Regions from separate parts of the Homo sapiens genome. Here region 1 is linked to region 2. The links are chromatin contacts, found by Hi-C in ENCODE. All regions are on one chromosome and are shown on one strand. Each heading gives the region's core, a stretch centred on a gene start or an enhancer-like site at or near the end of the contact. The rest is flanking DNA. Distances are from core to core; before and after follow the strand shown. Region 1 overlaps TCF4 (transcription factor 4). Region 2 overlaps LINC01929 (long intergenic non-protein coding RNA 1929).

Evidence for each region. A loop is a pair of places that touch in the nucleus more often than their neighbours do. Pooled maps may share reads with other maps.
Region 1: a map of heart left ventricle shows a loop between it and region 2 (4-fold over the local background). The contact joins two enhancer-like sites. A Hi-C loop is called at or near these places in 12 of 168 maps with a recorded cell type or tissue (B cell, Caco-2, MCF 10A and 9 more), 1 of 37 single-sample maps with no recorded cell type and 12 of 50 pooled maps.

Annotation. Positions count from the first base shown.
Region 1 is chr18:55,238,732-55,245,740 of GRCh38, reverse strand. All of the region lies in intron 15 of TCF4 (transcription factor 4), which reads left to right. Among named protein-coding and RNA genes, the nearest start is that of LINC01929, 120 kb to the right of the region's middle. RefSeq lists an enhancer at 4,402-4,511. Within about 2 kb of position 1,605, at least 6 of the 41 ENCODE cell types and tissues checked have a DNase peak (open chromatin) inside an H3K27ac peak, as active enhancers do; they include heart right ventricle and left ventricle myocardium inferior, where a contact is called at or near this core.
Region 2 is chr18:55,107,086-55,114,285 of GRCh38, reverse strand. It overlaps LINC01929 (long intergenic non-protein coding RNA 1929), which reads left to right. Exons shown (of 3, transcript NR_110743.1): 3 at 5,633-7,200. Among named protein-coding and RNA genes, the nearest start is that of LINC01929, 14 kb to the left of the region's middle. Within about 2 kb of position 3,590, at least 2 of the 41 ENCODE cell types and tissues checked have a DNase peak (open chromatin) inside an H3K27ac peak, as active enhancers do; they include heart right ventricle and left ventricle myocardium inferior, where a contact is called at or near this core.

The sequences.
Region 1 (7,009 bases), core at 356-2,855, 130 kb before region 2:
ATATTCGAGTCCACATAGAATTTCAACAATTAGAGACAGGATAGAAAAGGCGTTTCAGAGCCATATAATAAACATGATTTAAAACCAAAAACAGAAAATAAAGGCTCATGCACCTAAATGGAAGTAAGAAAACTGCCTGATGATACCAGTCCTTGCAGCTTGCCAGCCAGGGCTGCATTGGGTGAAAAGCCCCTCCACAGCACGGCAGCTCCAGCAGTTGGCTCGAATATTTCACATGAGAGTCCACAGGAAGAGCGAGCTTTCATGTATATTTTTTACATCCAAATTAAGTTAACTCATGGAATTTTCCACCCTTAGGAATTAAAGTAGCAACTCATGAAGTAATTCAGTTATGTCATTCATACCAAAACAGAAAATACTGGAGCAACTTGGCACTGTTTAAAAGCCAAGATTAGGCCTTGGCCATTTTATATTTTTTCACATTCCATGGCCGTTGTGTTATTTTAACTTTTATTATGGCTGTAAATTTTTCAAATCAAAAGTATCTTAATTGCTTAGAAAACAGAAGTTGAAAATGGGTTCATAGTAAGAAGAGGGTTTAGGCAAAGCAGCTTTAGGAGTGAGAACTGAAAAAAAGCTGTAGCATTACATTTTCTGTAATGCGAGGGTTCTACCTATTTGGTTGACATTCACAGTTGTGCATAATTATAGCTTCCTCTATATCCATAAATCATCTTAGAACTATAAAGTTGAGTTTAACCAAAAGATCTGTCCAATATTAGTGAAATGACATCTTTAGGGAAGCATTGTCCTGATACAATAGCCACATTCATTTTAAAGCAGTTAATTGGACACATTGTCAAAAACCACGGTATTGAGTTTCCACATTTTAATTTCACATTTGCCTTCTCCCTGGCTTCTGCACACGGACGGGTCTCTTTTGGAGCTGAAAGTGTGTGAAAGTTATTGGAGAATGGTAGTCTCTGGGTAATGTTTCTGTAAGCTGCCCAAAATTTTCCCCCTGTAGTCTAGATGGGAAACAGCTGGTATTTGTTTAAAAAGCTGTTTTGCAAAATGTCTAAACCTTGAGATATAGAACTGAGGTCACCATTAAAGCAGGTGCTTAAGAGCAAGTGAGAAAGACTTCAGAGGCCGACTGGCTCTGGAATCTTCTGCAGGGCACTTCCTATTAGAAGAAAAAGTGTTGAAGTTTGCTCCTTTATTTAGGACACGGCTATAAGTATTAATAAGTAAGTGCACTAGCAATACTACTAGAAATTGAGTATTTTTGAACATAGCCAGCCCTCAAGTGAATAATTAGCTCAGTATGAAAGGAACTAAAATGGTCATTTTTCTCACAGGGCTTCAAGATACAAGAGCCCAAGGCGCTCTAGTCTCCTTTGGGTGTTTGAATTTCCTCTTTAAACACACCAACAGTAAAAGAACTACTATTTCAAATAAGCAGTACCATAACTGACTATATCTTCCAAGGTTTTGGATGCAATCTAAGGGAAAGGGGGAAAAGAGACCCGACTTGGCAAGACCCGTACCGAAGCAGTCTGGAAAAAAAGCAAAGCAAAAAACATGTGGAACCACTAAAGGCCAGTGCACGTCAGGTATCCACCAGTCTGAAGATGAAAGGAAGTAAGCCTCCTCCCCTGGGAGCTGGAGGTTATTAGCAGCTGTTTATCCAGTCGGGAATAGAGATTAACATTGTACTTTTTTTTTAAGAACTAGAAGAAAATTTGTTTGGGAAGTTGGCTTTTCATATCAAGTCACTGTGCTTTGCCAAAAAAAACTTCCTTTCTCAGAACTCATGTACTAGCATTGAGCAATGTTATGATTCTCTGAGAAACTCTGAATTACCAAAAAGTCTTTCTCCATTAAATAGAACAGAAAAGGACAGAGAAATGGGTGAACGTTTGCCATTGACACATTGCAGTTGTACTCTTTACCATGTGAAATTTGCCGTTTGGTCTATTACCTGTTCTCCAACCTGACTCTAAATGGGACACTCTGCCCTCTACCCCTCACACGTACCCTCACAACTTAATCATTGCCACTCTAAGGTGCACACAATGGGTTCTGCAGATACCTACTGCTTGCAAAAAGACCTTTCATGAGATATTGGGGAAACTGCCTAGTACTCTGGGTGCTTTATTCTCAAAAAACAAACAAACAAACAAACAAAAAACGAGTTGGATATAGGTATTTTTCCCCTGATTTAATGCTACTCTTAATGTCATTTTCTTTTATTAAATCCTTTCTTCTGCTTTTGATCTTATTTATAGCAGAGCCACTGGTCATATGGAAACTATTACTGTATAGCTGCGAGATGAAAGACTTCATGGCAATTAAATAAGAGTGAATCATTTGGGCCAATAATACACACATACAGTGAGGTACCATTTGTGTCCAAAATGCCCTGTGTTGTTCACTTTGTAGCAAAGCCATTGAGCTTTACAAAGGGCTTTACAAAAATCTGCTTTTTGTCAGAAATATGTAGTCTGACAATATGAAAACACATGTTAACACACAGTCCTTAGCTGCTTGCTTCTTCACACATACACAGTATCTAAATCATGCCACTTATTGATATAAAATGAAATTTTCACTTAAATTTGGGATATTATTTAGTTGTGTTAAGCGTCAGCTCTTTAAAAATATATTTGGATAATCTATATCAAAATTCGACCCATCACTCAAAACCTGCCTAAAATGTCATGTTCTTCTTAAAGTAGTCCCTGGTTTCCTAAACGGGTATGACTTCATCATTTTTTAAAACCCTACATGACCTTGTACTCCTTTATGACATTCATCGTATTTTGCCTTGTATAGTAATATTATCCCATCATTAAAATATCAGTGCCTGGGCTAGGCGCGGTGGTTCAGGCCTGTAATCCCAGCACTTTGGGAAGCCAAGGCGGGAGGATCACAAGTTCAGGAGTTCGAGACCAGCCTAGCCAACATGGTGAAACCCCGTCTCTACTAAAAATACAAAAATTAGCTGGGCGTAAAGGTGCACGCCTGTAATCCCAGCTACTGGGGAGGCTGAGGCAGGAGAATCGCTTGAACCCGGGAGGCGGAGGTTGCAGTGAGCCAAGATCATGCCACTGCACTCCTTTCTGGGCAACAAAGCAACACTCCATCTTAAAAAAAAAAAAAAAAATCAGTGCCTGCAAAGTCATAGACGTGTTTATTTTTCCTTGCAAATGCCCATGTAGTGCCTTGCATATAGTACACTTTCATAAGGCGCTTGTCAAATTAAGTGAAATGTTTATTTGATAGAAACATGCTAAATGTATATTTGGCAATATCAAACAATTAAATTTCAGACATAGTCTCACAGATCCATAGCATTTGTGTCATCATTTGCTAAGCATCTAACTGCACATTGTACTATTACACTCCCGTGCAGTGACCTGTGCAGTTCCTGTCCTTGGGATGGGATGCCCACAAATGGAGACAAGTATAGGCTTTACGAATGGCAGCAAAACAAACTTATTGAAGTTTATGCCCTGCACCATTCAACAATGACCTTGAATGTGTTTTAAGGGTGGTGTCTGTAATGCATAGTGAGCTCGTGAGGTGACAAGAAAGTGGAGATTTCTGGAGATCCACTCAGCCCTGAAGGGTCAGAGAGTGAGGGGATCTGTGAGGCTAATAAAAGAGAAGCAGTTGGTGAGTTAGGAGGAAAAAACTAGCCCAGCAGACAGAGCAGGGAGGGCTTTGCTCAAGCCTTAGTGATGTGGGCGTTAACCCAGCAGATGAGAGGCCATGCGTAGGTAATTGAACATTGATAGTGAGGAATTTAAAAATAGGAGGGAACTGCATTGGTCCTGGGAGTCTAGGTGAAGGATGCATCAGCACAAGGTGGACCTCTTAGACTGGATCCATACAGCAAGCAAGAGCCAGGCTGAAGCCTTAATATTGCATCAACTGATGGAGAGAGAATATTGCATTTAAAAGATGAGTATTTGGAAAGTGATGGGGAAGAAATGGTTCATTCGTTTAGGTGAGCTTCTTTATACTTCTACTCTCTTTTCAAATATATTACAGTAAGCATGTGTTACTTGAATAACAAGAAAAGCATTTAAGAAATAAAGGCCAATGGGTAATGGTAAATCCCTAGGGATCCTTAGGGATGGGCCACCTGGACTGGCTAAAAACTGTGTGGAGGTCAGCAGCATGACTGTGCACTCTCACAGGTATGCTTGCACTTCAGGCATTCAGAATTCCAAGTGTAAATCAAGTGTCCAGTTGTCTTTTCCTTTAAACAAAAGCTGTTTACACATAATTGCTAGACTTCACCATATTCTCTGTGCTAGATATGTTTGGTTCACTAGGATGGATTAACTTTAGTTCCATACCATCTACTTACTAGCCTGCTATGTGGAGCAAGGAAGAGATAGAGGAATGGGCTCTGTTAATCTGCCAGTGTCCCCGCTAGGTGAGCTCTCTCCAGTTATGGTTTCCACTGTATAGGAAAATGATGTCGAGAATTGAGGGTGTGGGACACAGAAGAGAGAAATGAAACAGTTTTAATAGATGGAACGTATGAGTTAGTACAAGAAAGATGAACTGAGGTCGGCTCACATCCGTTTGCATTTCTTGAACTATATCATAGAATCATTCATTTAACCATTTTGGTGAACATCCAGGGGAGTTTCAGCCCAGCTGATCATATGATAGACAAGCACTGCCAAGGTCAGGATCATTTAGATCATGTTTAAATCCTCTTGAAAATTACTTTATTATCTGGAGAATCAATATTAAATAAATCTCCAAGAATTGCACAATAAGGAATTACCTTACATTTCATACAGAACATAAGAGAAGCTGTGATGTTTCTGGAAAACAATGTAGGTGTTCTCAAGACAGTTATGAAATCTTCTCCCGACATACATGTTAAGAATCAAGTAAAAATCCAAACAAAAGAATTGAATCCAGATCTGATGTTAATGAAAAGTCTCTTAAAGGTTTAATCACATGTACTAAAGAAAAATCATCTGATAATTTTTTAAACTGAGAAATATGGAAATTATGTTTGTGGTTGGAGTGTCCCAGATGTTAGCTCTTTCTCCCACAACAGGTGGTTATTAGAGGTAGGTCTTGTTTTCTGCAGAGCCTCTGTGCCTCTAGTGTTGTTCCTCACAGTATCTATCTACTGCTGCCATTCCATGAACTTCCTAATTCCCATCTGTGAGCCATTAAAAAAGTTTGCATGACCGCTTCCCACCTCTTTAAAAGATGCACTTTTGTACTAAATGGTGTTTTGCACATTTGAGAAAATAAGTTTGCTTTCCTCTAATATGACAGAGGTCTGGCAAGATAATTGAAACTGAAATCTAGTACTCTACAACTGTCATGTATAATTGATATTTCATGGGGAGATTACAGTTCAGACACCAAAACTGTTTTCTGTATCAATGGGTTTCTAATTACAGTGAAAACCCATCAGCTTTTCTTTTGTGTTAATGGAAAAACAACAGAGAAAAGTAACAGTAAGTTGCAGTTACCAGGACTTCTGTCTTTGTCCCATTTTGTTGTTGTTCTTCTTTCTAAAAACCAAAAAAATCTATGTCCAAAATTGGAAACCAGATGCCATTAATAGCAAACTTTAATTTTGATGTACCAAAATGTTTATAATAGTATATCCAGTTTTGTGTCATTATCACTTGGTCTAGAAACTGATGACAAGTTTCCTAAAGTTCCCATTGTATACTCTTTTAGAAGGATTATGGTAGAATAGAAGTGACTGAGGTCTGAAAGCCTGTTTTGAAGCAGTTATCTCTGGAGATAACATTAACTAGGATTGAATAACTGCCAAATGAAATTTAATACATTTTCCCATCCATGAAATAGGCCTCTTAAATACAACAGAATAATTACTTTCACAATACTCCCTGGAAACAAAGAGAGCAAAAATATTGAATGTCTTTTTTGTTTGTGGTGTTTGTTGTTAGCTAGAGGATAAGGACAAGGATATTTACCACAATGCTGAATGCATCTCCATATAAAAACAGCCTTGCCAACAGCCACCTAATTTGAATCTGCATGTCTTTTAAATCTGTTTATGTTGGAGGGATCGTGGCAAATATTAAATTTTATAATTTAGTTAGACATCTTGGCCTTGGCCTGAGTTAATGAACTATGATTTTCCCCCTGCAATAAAGAAAAAGGAAATGATTTTCCTCTATCTATATATGTACGTATATATATGTATGTTATATGCTTGTACCTAGGTGTGTGTATACATGTATGGACACACACACACACTGTTTTAAAACAAAAGCTCTGGGAAATAAACGCATCTTGCCCCCTAACTCTCCTCCCCTCTCCTATATAATTGTTCAGTGTTGTAAGTTTTCTGAGTTCAAAATCTGTTTTAGATCTCCAACTAAGCATCGAAAGTTGGATCTTAAGTCACTTCACCATTCTTGGCCTTAGCTTTCTTTGTAAAATGAAGAGTTTGACCTAACTGATATATAACCAAGGTCCTCCAAGCCCTCGACGTCTAAGTTCTGTGATTTAAAAGTGTTTCTATCAGTTTGTCAAGCCCTTTCTTGGAAACTAAGGTTATTTAAAATTATATGGTGCTTACGTGATTCAAAATAATTATTGCATATCTAATGACATTTAATTATTTCCATTGACAAATTCACACAGGAGAATTCAAATAGCTGTGTTGGAATTTGAATATAATTTGACCTAAGATACAATGTAACTCAGACATTTACACCTACATGTACCAGTCAATATGTGGACGGGACAGGCCAAGCCGCCTGTGTTTGGACTACATGATCTTATCCCCCCTTCCTCGTTTGTAGCTCTCTGGACCGGGAAAATGCCTGTCATTAAGGTGGCCCATTCATAGTATGACCTATGTCTGCTTCAAAATGAGCTGGGCCATCCAGTGATCTTGGCATTCTGAGCTTAGAAATACAAAGACAAAGAGGAAATTAGCAGGAGGTACAGAACCAGAAAGAATGCACCAAGAGGTATCATGAAGAAAGAGTCCAATCTGTCATCATGAGAGGGCAGAAGC
Region 2 (7,200 bases), core at 2,341-4,840:
AGGAAAATGTTATAAACATCATTAGAGGCATTCAGATGATCCTGCCTGTTTTCTGAATGGTTAACCATAATTAAATACTGTATTAGTTATCTAATTGCATACCAAATTACCTGAAAATTTGGTGGCTTAAAACATCTAATGTTTTCAATCTCACAGCTAGAGTGGGTCAGGAATCTCGGTGGCGTAGTTCAGTTCTCTGGCTCAGGGTCTACCATGAAGTGTTGGCCAGGGCCGTGAGGACTCAACTGGGGTGAATCTACTTCCCAGCTCATTCCCACAGCTGACCTCGGGGCCCTTGGACTGGCAGTTCCTTGCCTCATGGGTCTCTTCCCAGGGCTGTTCACAACATATGAGTTGTTGTTCCCTAGAGGAACTTCCCCTAGAGGGAAGGCTCAGAGAAAGGAGGCGGGGAAGGCAGGCAAGACAGAAACCAAAGTTTCTTTGGAACCTTATCTGGAAAGTGCCATACTATCACATTTGCTATTTTCCACTTGTTAAAAACATGTCACTGGTTCCAGCCCACACTCGAGGAATGTGACTCTACAGAGGTGTGTATATTAGGAGTCTGGGGTCCTTGAGGGTCATCACAGAGGCTGCCTACCACATATACTAATTTCATTAAGGTCTTTTTAATTATTTCTTTGTGCAATGAGGGTTCAAACTCCCTGGCCTTGAGTAGCAAAGGAAGATGTCACAGCCACAGTAAAAGCATTAGGACGTGTCTTTATGAGTACTCAAGAGGAAAGAAAAAGAGAAGAAATAAAGTATGCATGTTGCAAGGTGGAAGGGATGGGGAAGAGAAAAAGAGAGACAAACGAAGAATTATGGAGGCATTTTTCTAGAATTATATGTCTTCCTTTGGAAGAAAGGAAGCAGACTGAAAGCTTCCTGAAAGAGATATGGCCAGTGGACTCCTAAAAGTCCTCTTGTTCCTGCTCATTCCTCAGTTCTCTGGGTTAGAAAGTGTCTCACGTTCTCCACTCATTCATACATGTTTGACTATTATTGATCTATTATTACCAAAGTAATTGGCTGAAATTTTATAATTTTGGCTGTCCACTTGCCAAAAAAAAGGAAAAAAAAAAAAAGATGAACAATCAGCCCCATACCAAGTACTAAAGGGGATACAATTGTATAATATATCTCCTGCCTTTGAAGATCTTATATTCCAATTAAGGAAATAAGACAAACATATGGAAACAGTTATGTTAAAATTAAAGATTTAAATAACAGTTTAAGGTAAGAGTAGAATGTTGTAAGGCAGCATGTGATTAATTACCAGACAAATTATATAGAATTCGTTACTATTGGAATCCAAGGGAGAGACTGATCATTGTGAGCAAGGTGATTGGGGAACATATTGTGAAGAAAATGATAAGGATCTGGAAAGGGAGAGTAAAGTAAGGGCATTCCAGGTGGATGGGATGGCATGAGTAAAAATAAGAAGGGAGGACAGGTGTTTTGGGGGAACAATGAGTTAACCAGTTTGGAGAGTGGGTTTTTGGAGGCGAGTAGTCTGAAATGAGGTAAATGGTAAGTCAGACAGCCATGCAGGAACAGGTTGAGTTTAATTATCTAACCTGTGCTTGGTCCCTGAGGCAGATGGCTCACCAACAAACATGCTTGAATTACCCTCTATTAGAATTTTCAAAAAGGGGTAAGTTCCAGGTTGATTCACTGAACATCTTGGGCTCCCATCCCGTGCCTGTCTTTTAATAGCAATTGGTGGCAAATGGAAACGGTACCTGTGCTTTGTCTCCATAGCAGCAACTCACAAAAGCCTTGATGGCACCCAACTGAAAGAGCCTGAATTGTTGTCACCCCCCACTGAAAGACGAGGAGGCAATACAGGGAAGGAACGTGGCTGTTTCAGGAGGCTGTGGGATTAGGGAGACAGGTATGCTGGGCACCAGGAGATCCCAACCGAAGTAGAGTTGCAAAGAGGATTCAGGGTATCAAATCATAAAGCATTCAAGTTAAGACAGCAGGAAAAGATGACACTGAGCCTGCCTTCTTCACATTCTGAGAACTTGGAACCATGGAGAAGGGTCATAGAACCTTCAGAGAAGACCTAAAGAAACCCCTAAGTAGATGTGACATCTAATTCAACACCACCCCCTCCAACTTCCTAACTTTTACGTTACTCAATCTCTCTAAATTCCATCTGCTCATCTATCAAATAGCTATAACAGTATTACTCACTATATCCATGACATTGTTTTGGAAATTCAATGAGTCCACACGTGTCAAAGATTTCAAAGTGCCTCCCAAAAAGTTCTCATAACTCTTAGGTACTGCTTTTGTTGCTGCTATTGTCAATCTGTTCTTCCTGGCATCTCCATATCTTTGATAGTCATAAAAGCACATAACCACATAAGGTGGTAAAATCATAGTTTTCTCTTAGATGTAGGTCTCTTTGAAAGGCTTGGAATGACCCAAGGAAGGCTTAACATTAGAATGTCTCTGGGTTTTAGAATGTTTCTCACTCCCTCTTTCCTACTCCCTCTCCTGTCTCTGTCTCTTCCCTCCCTTCAGTAAGCCACATAGTCAATGCCTTCTCTGTGCCAGGCACTTTGCAAAATACTTCTAGCATTTCTAGGCTCTGGATATGCAGATTTGGGCAAGGCCAGTAATTAATTTTTGGCTTCTGAAAGGTAAGTGATCATGTTCAGGTGTGGATTCAGATAAAGTAAGTTAGTAGGGTCTCTCAGTAGAGGAAAAAATGGGAGATTTCATCTTAAGAAGGAAGAGGATGAAAATGTGAACCCAACATGTGCTGTTTGGGAATAGATTCCAGTGGTGTGTCTGGAGCAGCAGGGGGGCATCTGTGGGTGTCCACAGGCAGCTGGCCAGCAGGCAGACAGCACAGGGCTCAGAACCAAGGCCTCCTGGTGCAGGGAAGGTATGCAGACAGCACCTGGGGCCCCATTTCTGTACCTGGCCTGGCTTCCCAATCCCATCAGCTGCTAAATTATGGGGAGGAGAGTACCATGAAGGCAACAGAACTCATCTTCTTTTAATTATTATTCTATGGTAGTATGGTCATGACTTGTATTTAATATCTTCTGGCTGGCAACAATGTACTGAATGCTCTGCAGACCACAGCATTAAGCATGGCTGGCCATTGGCTGTTATGCTATGGGCTGACATCTTAATTCTACAGACATGAGATGCTTGGGGAAGAAAAGGAAGGCTCCTATGGCACCAGGGCAAATAGCAAGATGGTAGCTCCTTGGTCCCAGACTTGGAGTCCTTGACCTCAGCCTCTGTCCAGAGGACCCTTCCCACAGTTGCACAGCAGGACACTGATTTATGATACTTCAAGAGGTGTTTTCAAAATGAGTGGGCACAGAAAAAGTATCTAAAAGAGTTTAAGATATTAATTTATTTCAGATATCCAGGATACTCAGGAAGACTGCAGTGAGAAGGGATCCCACAACAAATTATGACCAAAAATAGCTAAGAATATTGCATTTCCAATTTGCCAGTATGCTAGTGGCGTAGGAGGCTAAAGGCTGGTATGAGCTCAGCCCGGGCTTTTGCCTGCATTGTCGGCATCCCAAATTAGCAACAAGTGTCATCAAATATATGAACTGGGAGGAATTCCAAAGGAACCAAATCATTGCTCTCCAAATAGATGGAGAGAGGATGTAGTGAGGGGTCAGAAGTGGAGAGGACAGGCACAGGAAACGTTTGTGGTGTCATTTCTGTCCCCGGACAGGATGCCGGAAGGAGAGAGGTCAAAGCAACAGGAAGTCTAGCATCACGGTACAAAACGTTATCAAGACTGATGGGATTTTAATTGTTTCATTCTTTGGGGCAAATGCTGTGTGATCACTTAGCCATCGAATCTCTATTGTGTTATGTTTTGTAAAATTTATTTTTAATTTAAAGTCAATATAGGAAAGGTTGAACAAACAAAGGTAGAGGTGGGAGTGCAGTGGGGGAAGAGCTTGTTAAAGTAAACGATCCAAAAACTACAAAAATGCTGGAGGACTTTTGTGCAGGTCTCTCCCAAGCTGCATTTCCCACTGGACATCTGGATTATAATTCAGAGTACCAGTTTCTGGCTTTTGGCCCTACTCAGATCCTCTGAGTTTCCAGTCTTACCTAAGTAATCCTCCCTAGAGGAGTTTATGTGATAAACTCTATCCACTCCCCTGGAGGTGTATGTATCAGAAAGTCCTTTGAGTAGGCCACAGAGAGAGAATATAAACTCCTGCACCTCCTGGGCTGCCTGAAGTTCCCCTCAATCACACAATTCCTGCTGCTTTGGCTGTTGGTTAGCATGACAAAAGCAACTCTTCAACTTAGGCTACTCTCTTCTAAAGGCTAAGGGACAATTGATAGCATCATCCCCTCAAATCTAGGAAGAAACTATGAAATGACATACCTCTTTAGAAAATGATTTGCCCATAGAAGATCTCAGTCTATATCCACGAGAGAGAAAGAGCTTAAGTGTCATTCAGATTTACATCTCTCCAAGTATGAGGGGTTGGGGGTTGGATAGTATAGCTCACAAACATGCCCTTGGAGTAAGGAAAGCTCTCAGCATTTGAAAGTGTTCTCCAGGCTGATGCAGTGTTGTGTTCCAGGTTCCTCTGAGTAGCTCCTAAACTCAATCTGAGTTCTTTGTAGCAACCTGCGTGGTGCCCAGGAGCTGCCCATTTGCCATTGGCCTGACTAGTTGGATTTTAGTTGCTGGACTCTAGTCCAGGGAACCTACTCTGAGCCACCCTCCATCTGAACTTCACTGTATTCATATTCTCCCATGATTTCAGGGCTATACTAAGACTGGGATAAAAACTGCTGAGTGCTGGCATGACACAAGATGGAAAATATGGGCTATCTCACATGGCTAGAATCCCCATACCCTCCCATAGGAAAACAGGTCTAGCCATTCAGCCCCAGAAGTATATCTTGGCCATTTTCTGAGAATAAGAAATATAAGGCTATTTAAACTGTATTTAGAATATCCCCAATCTTCAGATTAGATTGATGACAAAGATTTCAGAAAGAAATATCATTTGTTCATTCACTTATTAATTCAAAAAATACCTATTAGATACCTACCATGGGCAAGGCACTCTGCTGGATGCTGGGAAGATATGAGTTAAGAGGACAGACATTTGTCAGCTCCCATGGATAACACAGAATAAAGCAATAGAGCCATTCTTAATTGTGATATGCGCTGAGAAGATAACCAGCAAGGGACTGAGATGGACGGGATCTTTTAGCTGGGTGCTAAAGGCTTACTTGAAGAGTTGACATTATCCTGAAAAGAAGAGGGGTTTCTTTTTGAGAAAAAAAGGAGAGGAAAGGGAGAGACCATCAGTAGAGAGAGCAAAGAACATGTGCACAGCCTTGAGGTGAGGAAAAGCTTGTGTGCTCCAGGGGTGGAATGAGAGGAGCCCAGTGGGGCTAGAGGATTGTGACCCAGGGAAAGAGGAGTCAAGATTGGAAAGAGTCAAGGGCAAGATCAAGGATGGCCCTAAAAGCCAGAATGGGAAATTGTTTTACTCTGAATGTGGCAGGAAGCTAAAGAGTTGTGATTAGGGCTCATTAAATGAATGAAGGCGAGTGACATGATACAATTAATATTTTTTCATTTGTGCTTCTTCATTGAGAATAGATTGGAGAAGTGAGAAGAGGAGCAGAGAGACCAGCTGGGAGCTGCTGTAGTAACCCAGGTGAGGGAGATGGTGGTCTGGACCAGTGCTTCGCATGGAGGTGGACAGAAGTGATATAACTGATTTAAGTCAACCAGCTGCTTGATCCAAATAATGCCAAATGAGTTTATTGCCATCTCTTCATATTTTACAACCAGATCACTTCTGCATAAAACCACATGGAAGAATAAGAAGGGAAAAACAATCAAGCAATAAACTGTTCATCTGAAAATAGTTAAATTCTCCAACAGTTGATTTTAAAATATTTTCCTAAAATCTATTAAGATTTGTTCAAAGTAATTCTTCTATGGAGGCACATCTCTGGACTGAAACAACCAGCCTTTGCCTTTGGTGTGGTCCTGTTTCAGTCAAAATGGCTAACAGGCTATGAAGAAAATCAAATTCCAAGTTACTCAAATGTGGAGAAAATCTGGAGGTCTGGTATGGGCATCTTTTCAAAATGTTTTAATTACACATTGATTTACAAATGACATTGTCTAGTATGGTAGTTTTAAAAAAATCATCATTTTTAAACATCTGCCAAATTTTAAATGGTAGTTTTTCATGAAAGTACAAAGAAAACTTCATCCACGATCACGAAATTTTCCAACTCATATATCCTGATCAAAACAAAGACTTTCTATGGACAATTGTTGAACCACGCCTGACCTTGGACCCTGTGCTATCTACTCTTCTCAGTGTCATTCTCTATCTAGTTTGGCTTTTCCAAGTTTAATCACTAAGATATTCAGATATTATTACAAAATATTATTACAAGCCCTTTAATTACCTTGATAATATTACTGGCAATATTAAAAACTTTTAGCAGTATCTTTCATGGTGTGTGCTTTGCCTGAAAAGGAAAGATATCTCTGATTAAAGTTTGAAACCATTAATAATATAGAACACCATACAAATGACACTTTTCCAAATTAGAAATTTTAAGATCAAAGATTATTTACGGGCTTATATTTGTATCTAATTTTAACATTTTTATGTAGAGAAGAGGTCTCGCTGTACTGCACAGGCCAATCTCAAACTCCTGACTTCAAGCTATCCTCCTGCCTCAATCTTTTATTTACTTTTAATGCTATTCTTTGTTCACTTTGCTGAGATATCTAGGTCAAAGCCTAAAGGCTATGTATTTTAATTTCAAGGCTGCATGTTTATATCCTCTCATACCACTAACATCCTGGCTAATGTCTTAATGACTAATTTTTTCCAGTTTTACCACGGAATTGTCTTGAAGTTGGTGCATATTTCACAGACTCCAATCTGAAGTGTGGATCACAGCATTTGTTAGAAACTAGTTGACTTTGACTCTTTTTCACTCTGAGATAGAATCTAATTGGACCTGTTATCTTGATTTTTATTGGTCAAAGCTTTCATTTCAGGCCTCCTAATAGGATGCTGACCAGCCAATGGAATGTTTGCCTTTGGTCAGGTGTTCACCCTCTGGTCCAATTAGCCGAGGCCAAAATGTAGTAGGGAATTGTAGCCAAAGAATGGATAAGGAATTTCCTAAGGCAGT